Linked DNA regions of Homo sapiens: region 2 is linked to region 1. Evidence: chromatin loops called from intact Hi-C (ENCODE). Cell type or tissue: IMR-90. All regions are shown on one strand. Links, peaks and the distances in the headings refer to the core of each region. The heading gives the core; the rest is flanking DNA.

Evidence for each region. Hi-C counts contacts between places; a loop is a spot of excess contacts. Peaks named below come from ENCODE experiments on the same cell type or tissue, not always from the same donor. Only the 100,000 strongest peaks of a DNase experiment are listed, where the experiment ranks them.
Region 2: a loop joins it to region 1, with 5 times the contacts of the local background. A loop is called at or near these places in 9 of 110 quality-filtered maps.

What each region holds. Positions count from the first base shown.
Region 1 is chr4:147,156,098-147,166,122 of GRCh38, forward strand. No RefSeq gene overlaps it. Among named protein-coding and RNA genes, the nearest start is that of MIR548G, 180 kb to the right of the region's middle. In IMR-90, for the core only: a CTCF peak has its summit at 5,002 (motif pointing right); a DNase peak (open chromatin) is centred at 5,014; H3K4me3 peaks cover 757 bases; H3K27ac peaks cover 589 bases.
Region 2 is chr4:147,356,656-147,366,680 of GRCh38, forward strand. No RefSeq gene overlaps it. Among named protein-coding and RNA genes, the nearest start is that of MIR548G, 17 kb to the left of the region's middle. In IMR-90, for the core only: no CTCF peak of the experiment used is centred there; DNase peaks (open chromatin) are centred at 3,856, 5,206 and 6,446; H3K27ac peaks cover 2,438 bases.

The DNA of each region.
Region 1 (10,025 bases), core at 733-8,732:
ACATTCACACAAATATGTACACACACCCCTAAACTTTACTTTGGCAAAGCAAGTGAAAGACACACAAAAGGGAAAACGATAAAGGTAAACTTTACATCTTTCCTAGTGTTGCCTAGACCCAGCCTACACAAATCTAGTTTTTTTCTTTTTAATCACACTCCCCTAACCTTGTGGTTCAGTAACATCCATCTTAATATTGAGCTGTGGAACAAGGCTTTTTCAATCTGCTCACATGCCAAGATGTGTCAACAGCCAGGAAAAGTTATGAGCTCCATGTACATGAGTGGCTTTGCGGCAGCACAGGCCCTTCAGATCTCATCAGATCTCATCAGATCTCATCAGATCTCATCAGCTGGGCCTTTCAGAGCCCAGAATGAGAAGCCTCCTACTATTCAGAGGAAGGATAACAACCAAAATGTAAATAGCCTCATGTAGTTTTGTTAATTATCGAGAAAAATAGGCCCAAATTTTGTAGCATTCTTAGTGCACTCATATAGCTAACATTTCTGAAAAAAAAAACAATATATAGATTAAAGCACTAAGACTAAAACATACACTTTCACTCACTAGCCCAAGAGTTTTTGCTGTGACCCATGTATACAAACAGGAACTACTTTTGGCATCTGATAAAGGATTCATCCATGCCACAGAAACAAGTCTTGGATGTGATCTTTGTGTCTCACATGCTGAAGCCATCTTAGAGCTCACCATTCAGGCAGGGGGTAAAAAAAAAAAAAGGCTGTGGCAGCACATCAGGTTCTGAAAGGGGAAAGGCCCATCATACAAGGAGATTGGCTGTTCTGCTTCCGCAGACATGGTTCTCATTATCCCTGATCCTAATTGTCAAACTATCAGGAATAGACTTGGTCTGGAGAAATACAGTCCTTATTTCTCACTGGCAAACAGCAAACAACAAAAATCCAAACCACAATTCTCGTTTTCATGGTTGCAGCCGAGGAAATTTCCCATAACCTCTCCCTACCATGAAATTCAACTGTCGAAGTGATCCTAACTTGTACTAGTACACTGGTGGGAGTAGCCATTGCAGCCTGCCCAAATGGTTTACAAGGGCAAGATGGATGGGAAGCAGTTTCCAGCCCCTCATATTACAGAGTCAGGAGTTGTGAGTGGCCACGGGCATCCTTGACCACTGAGGTACAACTGTTCATCTTTGAAACTGGCTCTGCTACAGGAACATTTTTAAGTGTGATACATTTTAAGGGACACAGTGGTTTACATTTTAATAGGCAAAGAGCAAAATGAGTAGTTTGTGTGGAAACAGACCTACCCAGCTAAAGTCATTTGCAGGCCTCTGCCAATAGATTCTGGAATCCTATTTCTGAGCCCCCCTGGGATGGAAGGCAGCACAGCCGTCTGACTGCCGAGGAGAGGTCTGTCCTCATCCATCTGTATTTCCTGCCACTTTCTTCATTTCCTGCACTCTTGTCTGTTTACTCCATTCTCTCTTTTCTGGGCATTCAAAATACAAGTCTTTCTCCAATTCACCTGATTTCCTCTCTGGCTTTTCAGAGGCCACTACCAGCTGTTAGAACATCCATCTCCATCATGATCTGAGCAACTGAAAGGAGAGGCTCACCTAAGCTGCCTGATTGAAGAGAAGAAATCAGGAGAAGGTTGAAGCAGCAGCCAGGTGGGAGAAAAACCCATCTTAGCACTGCTGGCAAACCTGGAAACACAGTGATCCACCAGGTTCATCGCTGGGTCATTGGGCAATCCCCTCTGCCCTGGCACCTTTCACTGCTCTCATTCAATCAATGAACATGACCAAGTATCTATTACACGCATCAGGTCCCATGCTAATTGGGCGGTGGGAAGAGGATAAGATATAAAAGACCCAGTTCTATAAACTGTCAGCTTTCTGAGAGCTCCATATTCCCAGTATCTAGAACAGTAGATGGCACACCTTAGCCTCAAGTCAGTATTTGCTGTTTCAATTAAGTAACCCTAGTTACTGCCTGGGTAGAATGGCTTGATGCCCTGCTTGAGACCAGGAGTTACAGATTTTAGTTAGAAAACAAGGCTCTTCTCTGCTCTATTGCCAATCAGGGGCGAGTTTGTATCCTCAGAGGGCAGCAGCTGCATTCCTAGTATCATCTTTGCCTCATCCGCCACTCTGGCACTGCACAAACTGAGCCCCGTGAAGCGCCGCGTTCCCTCTCTCCCTGAAGCGACGCCCCCTTCCTTCTCAGAGGGCCCCCTGAGCTGCGTCCCTCTGCCCCAGAGCTGTGCCTGGCGTCTGGCTGTCAGGAGGCACCGCGGCCCCTCCCGGCAGCTCCCGGCCGTCCTGAGGCAGGCGCCGAGCGGGGTCAGCGGGGAGTCGGGGCTCCCTGGGCCTGTCACTCAGCAAGACTGAGCCAGGGCTCCCTGACAGCCCTCCAGACCCTAGGGGATAACCGTGTCCGTGTCTGTCTGTGCATCAGATCAGAGGGAACGAAGCGCGCTCCCCCGCCTAATTCCTCCCCTTCCCTGGAATGTCCACGAGTTCCTGCTAATGCTATTGTTTGCTTTTGCTTATGCACATATAAGTCTTTGGTACACACACACTGTTTTGTTGTGGTTTTTCTTTTCCTTTCTAAAGCTAATAGTTTGTGGTGGGGTGAAGATACGGCTTTGGGTGTGGATTCAACTGGGAAAAAGAAATGCAAGCAGGATTTAGAAAATAATAAAACCACTTAATACATTTCCAGAACTGCAATTATTGCTAGTGAGAAAATATGGATAGCAATTATTTTTAAGTTCAGTGAATTGAAAAGATTGGAACTAGAATAGGATTTAAGTAAAGAAGAAATTCCTTCTCTAAACCAATTTCTGGTTGCTCAAAATTCCCAGGATAAACTAAAGTATGAAAAAAATGATGACTTCATATTATCAAAATATACATAGATTTCTGATTTGTTTTAAATACATTTTATACTAGTAAAATTCATTGATGGTAGAGAATGTTTTCCAGTTATTATAACTGATTTTAATTAAGCAGTTTCATATGTCTGGATTGTGTGTTTTGAGGTATGGCTCATGATCGGTCCACACGTAGATTTTACCATTTTAAATTTGCATTGCTTATAAGACAGGCTTTGTAGTCACGTAACCTGGGTTCACCTCCTCATGTAGCCACTTACTGTATCATGTTGGGCAAACTTTCTGTAGATTTTCTCGCCTGCAAAATTAGGGATAATAGTACTTTATGAGATTGTTGGAACATTACATTAGGTACTACATATGAAAACTAAAAACTGTCTCACACAGAATTATCACACAATAAATATTAGTTATTTATTTTTGCTAACTAATTCTGCTCAAATAAGAAAACTATGGGCCATTTAAAATAAATTATAATGTCAACATATTTTAAAAATAAAATATTAGGCCGGGCGCGGTGGCTCATGCCTGTAATCCCAGCACTTTGGGAGGCTGAGGCAGGTGGATCACGAGGTCAGGAGATCAAATCTATCCTGGCTAACACGGTGAAACCCCGTCTCTACTAACAATACAAAAAAATTAGCCGGGCGTGTTGGTGGGCGCCTGTAGTCCCAGCTACTTGGGAGGCTAAGGCGGGAGAATGGCGTGAACCCGGGAGGTGGAGCTTGCAGTGAGCCGAGATCGCGCCACTGCACTCCAGGCTGGGCAACAGAGCAAGCCTCCGTCTCAAAATATATATATATATTATTGTCCTATTTATATATTTTGGCATTTCTGAACTTTTTTGCAACATATATACAAATTCAAAAATAATTCATAGCAATAATATATAATTAGAATATATTGAAATGACAGGGCTCATTAGTAAGCTTTTAAACATTAGTCAGTCTAAGATTTGGTTTGGAAGAGATCGAGAAACACATTCAAATCTCAACCTTATTTTACAGAAAAGTATTAATCTTGTTTATTTGAAGTCAAGGTCAATAGTATAAATTCTGGGGACGATTGATGAACCAATTTGCAAAGGACATGTCACTAATAATCCCCTTCTTGACTAGAGACAATAACATAGACACCAGCCCCTACTTATAGTGGGACCAAAGGAGAATGTGTCATCTATCTAGAAATAATAAACTTATTTTCAATGCCAACTGTCTCACAGTCTATAATTTCATGTGAACCAAACACATAGCTATGATTAACTAAATCCTTCCACTTTTCAACTAGCTTTTGTACACAAACACATGTAAACGCACAATACCAAATTAACTTTTAGTTGTGTGCTATTAATTCAATCACCTTGAAAACAGGTTTTTATAGAGTCAAAATAATAAAAATTTAATATAAATATTTATTCTCAAGCTTAGGCAAAGGGACACCCTTCCCATATCATTTTAAACAACCATTAAAAACAAAAATATTCCATGTGTTTCTCGTAAACTCCCTGTAGCCTCTTAGACCTAATTTTATTTCCTTCATTTATATTATTCCCTTTTAATTACATGATCAATAAATAAATACGGATATCTGATGAGATCTGACAATTATTTTTGAGACTTTTAAGTTTACTTTTTAAGAAAACCTAAATCCTGGGAGGTAAAAATTTTGAAAATATTTGATCAGGAGATAAGGTATATCTCCATTTAAAGAAGTTCTGAAGACCAAAAAAAAATAGAATTTTAATCCCTCTGATGTTCCCTTTTGCTCATGTTTAGAATCCATTTTTCCTCTCTGAAATTTCTAGATAAAATTCAACAGGTGGTGGTTGTGGCGATGATGGTAGTGGTTAGTAGTTTTAAGAAAATATTTTTTGGAGACTGTGATGCTTGGTACACTTATTTAAAGCCCTTCATTCTGAGGAACTGAATTATAAGATAATTCCTTGGTAAGGAAGAAAGCAAGAGTGTCTTAACTGGCATAAGGAATGATCATCACAACCAGTACAAAAGAACTTTAACAATCAATCAGCCCTGTACCAGTTCAGCCACTGCCAGAGGATACATTTTTCTGTGCTCCATTTCAGACTTGGTTAAGTCTGACCTGCAGCTACAGGTCAGAACCACCAGAGGTCAGATTTTTACACCCCACCCGAATAGATGCTAAGCTTGAGTCTGAGACAGACAATGGTGTTTCTTTTCCTAGCACCTTTTCCTCTTCAATTTACCTTTATTACCACCAAATACAATGTAAGAATATTATATATAAATATAAGAGACGCATAGTTTACTTTCCTATATGGAAATGGCATCATGAGGAAAAAGTAAGGAAAAGGAGGAAATTAAGAAGACAATTATTTTAAGACGAAAGCTGGTATTGAGGAAGGACAAAAACCAAACAGCCTTCAAATCAATTTAAAAAGACAAAGAGAAACCAAAAAAAAAAAAAAAAACCCTATATGAGCATTCTGATTATCAAAATTGTATTAAGATGTTTGTTTTTATTCATAAGAATAAAGCTGATCTTCCCCAAAATGATAATACAAATAATATTGTAGTAGTAATACAGTGGTAGTGGTGGCAGCTGTGGCCACCAATATGTATTGAATGCATTGTTCTAATCACTTAACATACTATTATAACCTCATCATAAGGATGAGAAAATCAAGCGCAGAGGTTTTTCTAATAGTTTTCAGGAGCCTGGAAAATGTTTCTATCTTTTGCGACTATAATCTCACATTTGAGTGTTTGGCCAAAGATAAAAACTCAAATTGTTGGAGGAGGTGTTGGCATGAAGATATCATATTAATCCTAGGTTTATTCATCACAGAAAAATTTGGAAACAACCTATCTAATAATTGTACAATAATCAAATAAAAATACCAAATAATATGTAGTTATTACGATTAAAATTGTGAAGATTAGAAAAAACAAGAAAAATGTTTGGTTAAAAAAATTGAGAAAATTGTATCCATAACATAAATAAAACTGTATAAAATATGTGCATATATGTATAAGAATAAAGAAAGAAATCTGCTAGAAAAACAACATATTTGTTAGGGTGTAGGATCACAGGCAAAAATTTTTAAAGTAATAATCCTGGAACACACATTTTTAAACTGCCAAAGGATACAATGTGAAAAGTGTATCCTCCTGGGGCTAGAGAGCATAAGCCAACTCAATTGATTTCACAGAGCGCTCACCAGAGGTGAGTCCACCAACCACACCTGGGCCTTCCTACTTACCATGTCCAGCTTGGCTTACTGCATGCCTCAAAGCACCCACAAGATTCAGCAATAATACTGTTTTTCTTAGTAGTAATAATAATACAAAAGATGCCTATAGAGCTTTAGAGGTTTAAAAAAATTTTATTGCTTAGCTTATTTCAAGTCTAATTCCTTATGAATAAACATTGCGACTTAAAATCTCATGCTGTTGTCAGCAGAATGATATCCCAGAAGAGAGCAGAGAGGAAAATTCAGATGGATCTGGACTTTGAATAACAAAGAGGTCCACTTGTGCAATGAACAGGGCATAGCCTCACCTGTCTTTCCAATAAACCTAAGCACAGAGATATAACATCCCTAAGTATAGAGATATAACATGCTGGAACTCAGAAACATTTCATAGGAGCATTCTTGCAAAAGACAGTGGGTTTTCACTTGATACAGTAGATATCTTCTTTCTCTCTGAATTCTTTTCCCTACCAGACTCCCTCTCCATAACAACAACCTCTCTCTCATCGTGATAACCTGGGAATAAACATCCAGATTCCTGGGCTACACCTCAGAACAAATGAATGGGTGCAGTACCTGAAAAACTGTATTTTCTAAAAAGCTCCCCAGCTTTAAAAAATCAAAGTGATACCGTTTTTAGAGAGCAAAATCAATGAGGTAGGAAAGTGTACCCAACCTTTAAGGTTTTACCTTTCAGCTCACACCTAAATAGATTCTTCCTCAGCCATGAGTGCTCCTTTTAAGGAGTTGTCTACCAATGGGAAATAAGAAGCCTATTTAACCCTCACAACCTCCAACCGTTGGTCAAAACCTATAGCTGCCGTTCTTCATAGGTCCCTGCACACTGTCCACATTGAAAACATGCAGTTGAAGAGAGTTTCAAATGCCTCTTTTTTAACCACATTATGGCCGGCAATAAATGCAGAAATGTAGTCACAGCTCTACAATCAGAAAGAGGCAAAAAATGCAGCAATAGACATTCTCATGTTGTCAAGTCAAGCAGGAAGCAGGCTTTGTTCAGAGCAGATTTGAAGGAGCAGACAACTCTAGCAAAACAATGATAAAGACTGGAAGAAGTAATGTTACCCACTTACCCAAAAGGGCTCTGACATATGAGAACAACAGTCCAGTAGACAGCATGGGAAGACAACAGTCTGGCACACATGTAAAGATGATGAGTGCTCATTCATTTACTCAGTGAATATTTACTGAGTATCTACTGTGTGCCAGGCACTGTTGTAGATACTTGGAATACATCAGTGGACAAAACAAACATAATGCTTGTCCTTTTGGAGCTTATCCAGCAGGAACTTGGACCCATGCATGAAGAGGAATTCAAACCAGATCAGGATCACATATACTCTCTTGGTCACACTCCAGACTAATTCCACAGGGAGAAGGAATTGGAAATCACAGCAAGACTGTACAGCACATGCACACATTCCTTGTCATTTGTTTTATTGTGTGTGTACATATATACATATAACTACCAATGTACAGTGTTGATTATCAATCATTCATTTATTTATAAATTTCATAAATAAGTATTGAGTGCCTACTCTTTACCCAGCCTTGGCTAAGTCATGAGGTTTTGCTATGTTCATAAAATGCTTAGTTCAAGCATCCCTTCAGGGATTGTGACATATTGATACCTCAATGCAGTAGAACCTTCCTGACTATTAAAGTCGAAATTCTGGTCCTCAGAAAGAACAAACCTGGAAAATGTGATCCTAAAGAACCCTTCTTTGTGGAAGTCCATTTTTTATCAAAGTTAAATATATATTTGAAGCTCTTTTCTTTCCGAGGAGATGCACAAGCCACTCGCAGTGCCTTGGGCATTAATACATACTTGGGCTCACATACTTGCTGAATACATAGATGATGCTCTGTGATTCCCAGGTCAAAGAATAATCCCACCTGAAGGCTGTGGCACTGCCATTTCTCCTCGCCTCATTGGTTAAACACTACACTCAGACTTGCAGTCATTGACTGAAGAAGATGACAGTTTCATTCCAAAGTAATGTAATATTGGAATATGGGGTCAACATCCTTTGATTCCCAGGTTGTCAGTTCTGCTAAGAAAAGCTCTTACTTGATATGGAATTTGAGAACAACATAAAAATGAAGGAACCATCATAAAGAGAAAGAAAACAAGCCCAAAGATGTGTTAAAAGACAGAGTCCACCCTCTCAGAGGAGTCAAAGGGTGTTTAGAATCCACTACATTATCCCTGGTGAATACAGCAGGTCCTCAACTAATATTGTTTCGTTCAATGTTATTTTGTTACAACATTGATGAGGAAAAGCATCAATTCCCAGCCAAGGGCACTGTCTGTGTGGAATTTGCACATTCTCCTAGGTCTGCATGGGTTTTCTCCAGGTACTCTGGTTTCCTCCCATATTGAAGATGTGCACGTGGGGTGAATTGGTGCGTCTCCATGCCTGAGTGAGTGTGGGAGTGGTGAGTGCACCCTGTGGTGGGATGGCATCCTGTCCAGGGTGGGATTCCTGCCTCGTGCCCTGAGCTGCGGGGATGGAATCAGGCCACCTGCAACCCTGAGCTGGAATAACTGGGTAAACTATTACCTTATTTGTTTTTATTAATCTCTCTTAAATGTATATATATCTCACATTTATTTCAATGTTTAATATTAGAAGTGTTTTCATCTTTATTTAGAAGTTTGGTGAATTTTTGTGACTAGGAATATGCCATAGGAACTTAACTCATTTATATCAATTAGCCTATGGTAAAATAGGTTTTGCTATACATCATTTCACTTAAAGTCTGTTTCCAAGAACCTATGGATGACATTAAGTGAGGACTTACTGTATACAGATGATTCTTGTTATTTGTGGTAGCTGTGTTCTATAAAGTCATCATAATCACTGAATTAGTAAATGTCAAACGATCACTCCTAGAGGAAATAGAGTGTTAGTTTCCTATGAGCCTCCAATCACAGTATTTTCCTCAACCAGAGCACTATTTGCATAATGTAAGTTATACAACAAGCCAGTCTCATCAGCTTTGGAAACCTGCTCTTTTACATAACATTGTTCCTGTATGATAGTTAGTGAATTTTAAAAAAATTCTTCTGTACCCTTGAACAACTGACTTCCCTCCTTTAAGCCACCTTAGTTAAATTAAACAGGGGAAGTAAATAAAGTTTACTATATTTACTATTCACTTCTTACAGAGTTGGTAAGAAGATGAAATGAGATACTGTGCGTAAAACCCCTAAAAACCCAATAGGCATTTGAAAATAGTAGCTATTGTCATTGTGTTGTATAACAACCAAAAAAAAAAAAAAAAAGTCATCCTAAAGAAGAAAATAAATGTCTTTAGGTACTGTCTTCCAAATTCAAAATTTTTCCAAAAGACTGAGAAAACGTCCAAAGAAAACTATATCTAGATGGGGGACAAATGCCAAAGATCTAGCTCTATAATTTCTGTGAGAAAATAGAATACATGAGACGTTAGCATGATTTTTCTACCAATGCCATTACTTCTCACCATTCCGAGAATAAATTTTAAAATTCTTTCCATTTCAATCCTCCTCAAACACTTCAAAATCAAAAAGGCAACTGCCATTACCTTACACATGAAGAGACTGCCACTTCTAGGTAAACAAAAAGTGAAATCAAAGGCATGTGGAGTTTTTTTGTTTTTGGTTTGGTTTTTTTTTTTGTTTGTTTGTTTGTTTGTTTGTTTTGAGACGGAGTTTCACTCTTGTTGCCTGGGGCAGAGTTCAATGGCAAGATCTCAGCTCACCACAACTCCCGCCTTCCGAGGTGTTCAAGTGATTCTCCTGCCTCAGCCTTCCCGAGTAGCTGGGATTACAGGCACCTGCCACCACACCCAGCTAATTTTGTATTTTTAGTAGAGATGGGGTTTCTCTATGTTGGTCAGGCTGGTC
Region 2 (10,025 bases), core at 665-8,664, 200 kb after region 1:
GAATGTAAACAGTAAAAAAGTTCAGGTTTTACTAAATTTTTTTGTACATTTTACCTCAGTGAAAAAAAAAGGAGAAACAAAACAAACAAATGGAGATCAGAGAATTGGGTTTGTTATTGTAGTTGTGTTGTTTTTCTACTCTTTACAGTAGGTAATAGGATCACACACCTTAGACCTGTTGTCTCCATTTTATACACCCACAATACTCAACCACAGCATGTATGTTTACTCATAATTATATTGTGGCTCTTCATGGCATAAGCCATCAAAAGAAGGTCAAATTAGTTTTAATGTTGCATGTACTATATTTTATTTAATTTTTTAACTGGAAATCTATGTAACTGTTAATTAACCACAACATTTTCTTAACCAGGACACTTCAATGTATGCACATATTTCATACTTGGGAAAAGTAGTCTAAATGCAGTCATAACACACCCACAGAATAGTTTTAACAGGTAAGTAGATCTTGTAAAGAAAATAGATTTTCAGCTCTCCCTCTCCCGCAAATAGATTTTCAGCTCTCGCTCTCGCTCTCGCTCTCGCTCTCCCTCTCCCTCTCCCTCTCCCCTCTTTCCACAGTCTCCCTCTCCCTCTCTTTCCATGACCCTCTCCCCTCTTTCCACGGTCTCCCTCTCCCTCTCTTTCCATGGTCTCCCTCTCATGCCGAGCCAAAGCTGGACTGTGCTGCTGCCATCTTGGCTCACTGCAACCTCCCTGCCTGATTCTCCTGCCTCAGCCTGCCTAGTGCCTGCAATTGCAGGCGCGCGCCGCCACGCCTGACTGGTTTTCGTATTTTTTTGGTGGAGACGGGGTTTCGCTGTGATGGCCGGGCTGGTCTCCAGCTCCTAACCGCGAGTGATCCGCCAGCCTCGGCCTCCCGAGGTGCCAGGATTGCAGACGGAGTCTCGTTAACTCAGTGCTCAATGGTGCCCAGGCTGGAGTGCAGTGGCGTGATCTCGGCTGGCTACAACCTCCACCTCCCAGCCGCCTGCCTTGGCCCCCCAAAGTGCCGAGATTGCAGCCTCTGCCTGGCCGCTACCCCGTCTGGGAAGTGAGGAGCATCTCTGCCTGTCCGCCCATCGTCTGGGATGTGAGGAGCCCCTCTGCCTGGCTGCCCAGTCTGGAAAGTGAGGAGCGTCTCTGCCCGGCCGCCATCCCACCTAGGAAGTGAGGAGCGCCTCTTCCCGGCCGCCATCCCATCTAGGAAGTGAGGAGCGTCTCTGCCCGGCCACCCATCGTCTGAGATGTGGGGAGCGCCTCTGCCCCGCCGCCCCGTCTGGGATGTGAGGAACGCCTCAGCCCAGCCGCGACCCTGTCTGGGAGGTGAGGAGCGTCTCTGCCCGGCCGCCCTGTCTGAGAAGTGAGGAGACCCTCCGCCTGGCAGCCACCCTGTCTGGGAGGGAGGTGGGGGGTCAGCCCCCGCCAGGCCAGCCGCCCCGTCCGGGAGGGAGGTGGGGGGTCAGCCCCCCACCCGGCCAGCCACCCCGTCTGGGAGGTGAGGGGCGCCTCTGCCCGGCCGCCCCTACTGGGAAGTGAGGAGCCCCTCTGCCCGGCCAGCCGCCCCGTCCGGGAGGGAGGTGGGGGAGTCAGCCCCCCGCCCGGCCAGCCGCCCCGTCCGGGAGGGAGGTGGGGGGGTCAGCCCCCCACCCGGCCAGCCGCCCCGTCCGGGAGGTGAGGGGCGCCTCTGCCCAGCCACCCCTACTGGGAAGTGAGGAGCCCCTCTGCCCAGCCACCACCCCGTCTGGGAGGTGTACCCAACAGCTCATTGAGAACGGGCCATGATGACAATGGCGGCTTTGTGGAATAGAAAAGGGGGAAAGGTGGGGAAAAGATTGAGAAATCGGATGGTTGCTGTGTCTGTGTAGAAAGAAGTAGACATGGGAGACTTTTCATTTTGTTCTGTACTAAGAAAAATTCTTCTGCCTTGGGATCCTGTTGATCTATGACCTTACCCCCAACCCTGTGCTCTCTGAAACATGTGCTGTGTCCACTCAGGGTTAAATGGATTAAGGGCAGTGCAAGATGTGCTTTGTTAAACAAATGCTTGAAGGCAGCATGCTCGTTAAGAGTCATCACCACTCCCTAATCTCAAGTACCCAGGGACACAAACACTCTGCCTAGGAAAACCAGAGACCTTTGTTCACTTGTTTATCTGCTGACCTTCCCTCCACTATTGTCCTATGACCCTGCCAAATCCCCGTCTGCGAGAAACACCCAAGAATGATCAATAAAAAAAAAAAAAAAGAAAGAAAATAGATTTTCAACAACCCTATCAACAAGCCAGTCACGAGAGACCATATGTTGTATATTTCTATTTATGTGAAATGTCCAGACTAGGTAAATCCACAGAGGCAAAAAAGTAGATTAGTAGTTGGCAAGGGCTGGGGGTGGAAAGTGGGAAGAATAGGGGACAATAGGAAGTGACTGCTAATGGGTATGAGGTATCTTTTTTAAGTGATGAAATATTCTAAACTTAGATTTTAGCAATAGTGCAAAATTCTGTGCATATAATAAAAAGCATTGAATTATATACATTAAATGAGTGACATGTATAGCATATAAATTATGTCTCCTGTATTAGTCTGTTCTAATACTGCTATGAAGAAATACCTGAGCCTGGGTAATTTATAAAGAAAAGAGGTTTAATTGACTTACAGTTCCGGATGGCTGGGGAGGCCTCAGGAAACTTACAATCATGACAGAAAGGGAGTCAAACACATCCTTTTTCACATGGCGGCAGGAGAGAGAAGTGACGAGCAAAGGGGGAAGCCCCTTATAAAACCATCAGATCTTGTGAGACTCACTCACTATCATAAGGACAGTATGTGGGTAACCACCCTCACGATTCAATTATCTCCCACCGGGTTACCTCCCCCAACACATGGGGATTATAGGAACTACAGTTCAAGATGAGATTTGGGTGGGAACACAAAGTCTGACCATATCATCCCCATAACACTTTTTTAAAAATATCCTCTCAGAGGTTTAGTTTCCTAGAGCTGCTCAATATATGGATGGGTCAATAAAATCCAAGTGAGAGGGAGCCTTAAGATGAATCGCCTTTGCCTTACCCTGCTCTTTCTTTGGCAGTGATGTTTGTTGAATTTCTGTTTCCCTCTCTGCTTTCAGCCCATGGACTTGGAGTTGTGTTTCTCCATCAGTTCACTAACTTTGCTTTGAATTTCTGGCTCTCCTTAAAGTAACACCCAGTCCCCCTGTTCGAATGTCCACTGATCACTGACCCTGCCTCCTGGGTCTCATGCAAAGTCTGACACCTGAACACATTTTGGCATCCTTGATCAGCACACTCCTGGACTTTGTCAAGTGGAGTGTCAGTCTCCTCCCAGAAATGCTAGGTTAGAACCAAGGTGGGGACTCTGACGGACCTCAGGCCACACTCTTCAAGCAAAGAAGACTTGGCTTGATCTTGTGACAGCCACTTGTATTTAAATGAGATGCTGGGAAACATATGGAGACCTACACAAGGGAATACCCAAAAGCTTCTTGGGCATTACACTGACCTACATAGTATACGGTTTTCCATTTGGGCTGAGTCACACTGCCCCTGATCAGGATAGATGTTATAGGGAGATGGAACAGAAGGCAGGGAGTTCATAGCAGTACTATCTGGTACCCCAGCATCAGGGATGTCCCCAGCTTCCCGTGATATTCATGTAGGCCCTGGAAGCACCGCTTCATATAGTGATTGTTTATTTAATGTCCAAGTTTGGAATGGCTTAGAAAAAGAAAAAGACCTAAGAGCTTATATGATGTCATGGAAAGATAGAAGTCAGACATGTGGTTTTCTTGGGTTCTTCAGCTTTTCCCAATTTTCTCCACCCCACATTCAGAGCTCTATTTGCCTTCATCTGCAGAATCTCTGTAGGAAGCAGTTTTGAAAGGCACTGCTGAGTCACTGAGTTGTACTGTGGTCTGACTCTCTGATACTTTAAATTCTGATTTGAAGAAATTGCTTGAAAGCACTGATATCTTTTTCTCACCGCTGGCAAATGGCAAAGTTTTCACTGAGTGAAAAGCAATGTTTCGTAAGTGAAAAATATAAGAATCAATTTGTCCATCATTCCATTATCCTGCCCAAACACTTAACAATTAAGGGACAGGCCAGAAGGCTTCAGTTAATTACATAAAAGGTTTTTTTTGTTGTTTGTTTTTAAGTTAGGTTTAAAGAGTCCATGAGCTGCTGACAGTCTAAGAAAAATTCTTTCAGGCATTTAGCTGGAAGTTGTCACAGTTTGAATGGATGGTTTATTCAAAATGAAGATTAAATTTCTTTATAGCAATTCTAATTTCATGGAACTTTAAATCTTAAAAAATTTAATGAAACACCCTAATCTTATAGAAAATAAAAGTAGGAGCCAGTGAATAGAAGTGACTTTCCCAAGTTCCCATAGCTAAATATATGGCAAAACTAGGAATAGAAGGACCCAGGTCATCAGACTGTGGAAACAGGGCCCTATTTTACTTCAGGATGTGCCAATAATTTATGATGATGTGAATCTTCTGAAACTTATACATGATTCAAAGACACTGGGGAGGTGGGAAAAAATGGATTTGGAAGGGATGAGGAAGAATAAGAGGATCAAATAGCATCTTTATTCAGGCTCCCTGCAATGGTTGAAACAGAGAATATTGTAAAGAATATTACATGCCTTCCTGAATCAAAAGTAGCACAGCCCTGCTGGCAGCTAAGGAAGCAGGGTAATAGAAATCCCAACACCTCCACACTCAGCGCCTGGAAAATGAGAACCTAAAGCTTACTGTATTAGGATAAGGACAAGCCCAAAATCAATCATGACCCATGCCAGCCTTAAACAGTTACCATAATCTCTTACACTTGTGTATTATTCTCTTATATTAAAATAAGAATCCTAGTTGTATGCATTTATATTTGATATATAAATATACATTTGCCCTTAAAGGGTCATCTACTATAAAGGAAATTTTTTTAAAGAATTGCAAGGAAGAAATACAGTACGTTACATTTCATTAAACCATTCTCCTGATTTTCTGGAGATCTGACCTAATTTCTCTTTAGGCCTATTAGAAAATGACATCCTTCCATTGGCAGAAACTGTCTAATTACTTTTTGTTATGAGCTATTTCCAACATTGCTGATCTGCAATTCTACAGAGCACTTTCATGAGGGCAGAGGGCAACTGTGAGTCATAGAGACTCTGGGAGGAAAGCAGAGCTCTTTGTCTGAATAAGGAAAAGTTCAGTTGTTCCTTAGGTTTCGGGCATATCAGCTATTGCTGTCATTGGGAGTGTTTCCCAGAACTGAAAGTGAGCCTTTTAGAAAGGTTTGACATCAGGCAAGTGCTCTCTGGGGCAGGAGAGCTGCACTTTTCAGTGATAAGTACAAAGCCTAGGTTCCCTGATGAATAACAGCTTGATGATACTGGGTTAAGTTACTGAACTTCTCTATGAAATTACATCAGCCATACCATTAGGTTGTTTGGACCATTCAATGAAGTAAATACATAAATGTACATAGCCCATCACCTGCATAGATTATATCTTCCATAAGGAATAGTTGCCTTCCTTCCTCTTGGCTAAGGGAATTGGAGGTCTGGCTATACTGTTGGAGAGAAGAGTTGTACCACAAACAGACTCCACTGAAACCATGTGGACTTTGGGAAGACTGGGCCCAAACCATAGCTCAGAAAGAACATTTGGTGAAGGAGCCCAGGTCTATCCAACATGACAGCCACTCTTCTTCATGGTCTAGCCTAGTGCTATTCAAAGTGTGGTCCTTGGCCCAACTGTATCGATATCATCTCAGACCCTCTAAATCTGGATCTCTGGAGTAGGGCCCAAGAATCTGTGGTTCTACCAGCTCACCAGGTGATTCTTTTGCAGGCTCAAGTTTGAAAAACACTGCTTTAGAGAAAGTGTTCCTAGCAAACCCAAGAGGACAGGAAGACATGGACCAGGGTAACAATCAGATTTTCAGGGGCTCAAGCCAAGGAGGTTTTAAGAAAAGGTGTAACAAATGACTGCTAGGAAGCCTCTGGGAAAAACCTTTAGGAATCATGTAACAATTGTCAATTTTATAAACACTTTCGTTCACTTAGCAAACATGAATCCACATGCGCTTATTAATCTTCTAACCAGAAGTAAGCCACTGAGTTTTTCACAAATTGGCTGGACAGGCTGATTCCCAAGACAAGAAGAGATCATCCACAAAATCCTTAAATAAAAAGAGCCTAAGTGCTCATTTTTGGTGACAGCAAGCAAAGAGGGAGATGGGAAGACAGCATTTTACTCAGTAGTCAGTCGTAGGAGGAAAAGAACCAGGGAATGGAAGCAGTCCAAATCCCTAAGGCTTTCAGAAAGCAGGGGGAAAAAATAAAAGCTAGACATGGGACTGAAATCCAGAGGTTGAGACATGACCCATCAGGCACATAACTGGCAGGAAGCCCAGCAGCGAGGCTCCCTCTTAGGAACTAAGCATCTGCCTGTTTTCACGTCTCTGCAACATACTAAATTATCTGTTAGCAAGTAGTTGCAGCATCCACAAAGATCAGGGACACAGGACACTTAGAAAATTCAATTGTGTATGTAAATATTTACCTAGCTACTTCCTTGGAGTCTACAGACCTGTGACATTTTATTGGCAGACAGACTTTATGATTTCAGCGTGCCAGTGTATTTTATCAGAAATAAGTGAAAAAAAAACTCAAAACAACTTGGAAAATAGAGATGTTCAAGTCAAGGTTTATCCACCAATGCCTCTGAAACTGGAGGGGCTTCAGTGCAGACCTTTAATCCACAATGCCTGATTCTGAAGTGGCATGTCTGTGTAAGAGAATTTAACATCCTAAGGATCCGCCAGCCTCTTCTATTTAAAGTCAGGGCCATTGATCCCCTTTTTGGGTTGACCCACACCCCACCAACCCTCAGGATCTGGATGCCATATAAACATTAACCAGAAGAAATCAGTTGCGTATCTCAGGTAGATTTATCTTCTAGGTAATCTTATTCCTAGACATGCTTTTGCTTTTAGTTTCATTATATTTACTTTGCCTTTGCCCTGCTCTTGTGGCCAGTGCCCTCTTTGTGTTTTATCATGAACCTGCTATGTGCCCACCTCAAAGCTGGACACTGTGGTTCAAACATTTCCTTCAGGAAGCCACTAGTCCACTTCCTGTTAGAAAAGATTCTGAACTTCTTTCCCAGATAAGTTGAAGAACCTGTTTTCTGACCTGGTTAGAAATTGAAAACTCAATCGAAAGATTGGCAAAGAAAATTGTGGAAATCTATGAAAGTAGAAAAAAATGAAAAATACAAGAGAAAAGAAAAGAAACTTGAAGGACCAGTACCGAGAATATAATATCTGAACAAGCAAGTTTCATGAAAAAGAGGACAAAAAACATTGAGGGAGGAAATCATCAATTAAAAAATTTAAGAGAATTTCCTAGAACTGAAGAACATTGGTCAGAACGTCAAGATGGATGGAAACAGAGTCACACCCAGGCACATCACTGAGAAATTTCAGAACACTAGGGGTAAAGGGAAAAACAAACACAGTTCCAGAGAGAGGGGGGAAAATCGTATGCAGAGGAACCAGAAAGTGAAATAACTTCTAAAGATACAAAAAACAACAGAAAACTAGAAATTAATAGAGTAATGCCTTCAAAATTCTGAAGGGAAATTATTTTCAATCTAAGTTTCTATAAACAGCCACACCATTATTCAAGTGTCAAAGCAAAATACAGCTATTTTCAGATATTCAAGGGCTCAAAAAAATTTGCTAAAGTGATGAAGGTCTTCAGGCTCAAACAGTGAAAAGTACAATTATAAATAAGCAAATTTAAAATAAGACAACCCCAGGGAATACAGAAAGTTATGTGGGGAAGGAAAAAAATATATACATGTGCATGGTTCATCTGTGAATAAGGTACAGAGGTAATAATAACATAAACCTGTCTACTGGTCTAACCAAAGTTACAAGAGGTCAGGGGAATAGGAAGAAGGATTGTGAGGTATTTGGGATGAGTGTGTGTGTGTGTGAGTGTATGTGTGTATGTGTGTGTGTGCGTGTGTGTGTGTTGTGCAGAAAGAGGAGGAAAAGAGCTGAAATCATCATCTTCCAATGTGGGAAGTCAATAGATAATGTCTAAAACTGGAGGGAAAGATATTGAGGAATAGAAATAGTAAGATATGGGGCCCAGGCGTGGTGGCTCACACCTGTAATCCCAGCCTTTTGGGAGGCTGAGGTAGGTGGATCACTTGAGGTCAGCAGTTCAAGACCAGCCTGGCCAACGTGGCATGGTGGCACACACCTGTAATCCCAGCTACTCGAGAGGCTGAGGCAGGGGAATTGCTTGAGCCCAGGAGGCAGAGGTTGCAGTGAGCTGAGATTACACCACTGCATCCCAGCCCAGGTGACAGAGCGACACTCTACCTCAAAAGCAAACAAACAAATAAACAAATAAATAGTGAGATATTATTCAGAAATATGGAATAAAATGCAAACATCAAAAATCACCTAGGAGTTATAAGTATTTGCTTCTGCAGAAAGACAGGGAGGCAAAGCGACATGAAAGTATTGTTTTTCATTACTAAGTTTTAGAGCTTTTTGACTCCTAAATGTATGGACAATTATAATATTGACTAAAATAAGCAGAGGAGACTGAGGCCCAGCCCTGCTAATAAACAGGAGGGTGGTTAAGACATGGTGTCTGAAGTTAGATCACCTTAATTCACATCCTGGTTTTGTCCCTGACTAATTATATGACCTTGAGTATTTTAACCCCTATAAACCTCTGCTCCCTCAACTTCAAATGGGGGTTGTAAAAATATTTACATCAGAGAGTTGCTTTGATGTTTAAATGGTAAAAGGACTAGGAAGCGATTAGCAGTGCCTGGCATATTATAAGCATTCTTCCTTTCGTCCAACAAATATTGAGGATGTCGTCTATGCATCAGGCACAGCTGCAAGCATTTGGGATTTATCAGTGAATATAAAGTATTTCTGTCCTCATGGAACTTAGTAGAAATTAATGGGGAGAGATAGACAAGAAACAATCAACATAATACTAAGTGAATGATACAGTACATTGAAAAATGGCCAGTGATGCATGCTATGGAGTGAAAAGATCAGGGAAAGGGATATCAGATTGCTGGCAAGGGGAGGCAGGTAGTGCCTGCAAATTTTACCTACATTGGTCAAGAAAAGGCCTGGTGAGAAAGCAACATTTGAGCAAAGACTTGAAGGAGCTAAGGGACCAACAAGTGAAATATTTGGGAGGAGCATTTGTAGGCAGAGGAATAGGTAACTCGAAGCCTCTAAGGTGGCCATGTGCATGGCCTGTTTGGGAAAGAGTCACAAAGCTGGTGTGGATGGAGCCAAGTGAAGGAAAAGTAGCAGGAGACAAGGTCAAAGGGGAACGGGGCACCAGAGAGAGCAAGAAGAGCCTTGAAGACACGAGCAGGATACTGAATTTTACTTAGAGCAAAACAGGGAGCCAGGACTTGACAAAACAGGTTGCAGGGACTTGAGCAGGCTGATATGATCTGATTTGCCAGCTCCTGTTTTAGAGATAGCGCATAGGCAGGAATAGTGGGAGCCAGGAGAGCTGCACAGCAGGAGGTGCCCACAGTGTTCCAGTAAGAGCAGGTGGGGCTCAGACCAGCACAGTGGAGAGAAGTCATTCTATTTTCTATACCACTGAATACATTTTAGCTCTTATTATCATTTACCCAAGATTACGCAACAAGTTCATGGCAGAAGTGTGAGGCATGCTGCAGCTTCCCCATCTTCTTCTGAATAAAGAAAAACTATAAATGGAAAATTGAAATCGAAATACATATTATTTTGTCCTTATGTACATTAATAAAATCAGTATGAGATGCATTTCTCCTCAATCATAAAATCTCTGTTATTCTATAGCTTACACTACCTTGTACAGTAAGTATAATTCAGCATTGCTGTGGGTAAAGATTTATTCATTCATTGAATCTTGATAATCAAGATATGGCCCCTACCCTCAGATTGG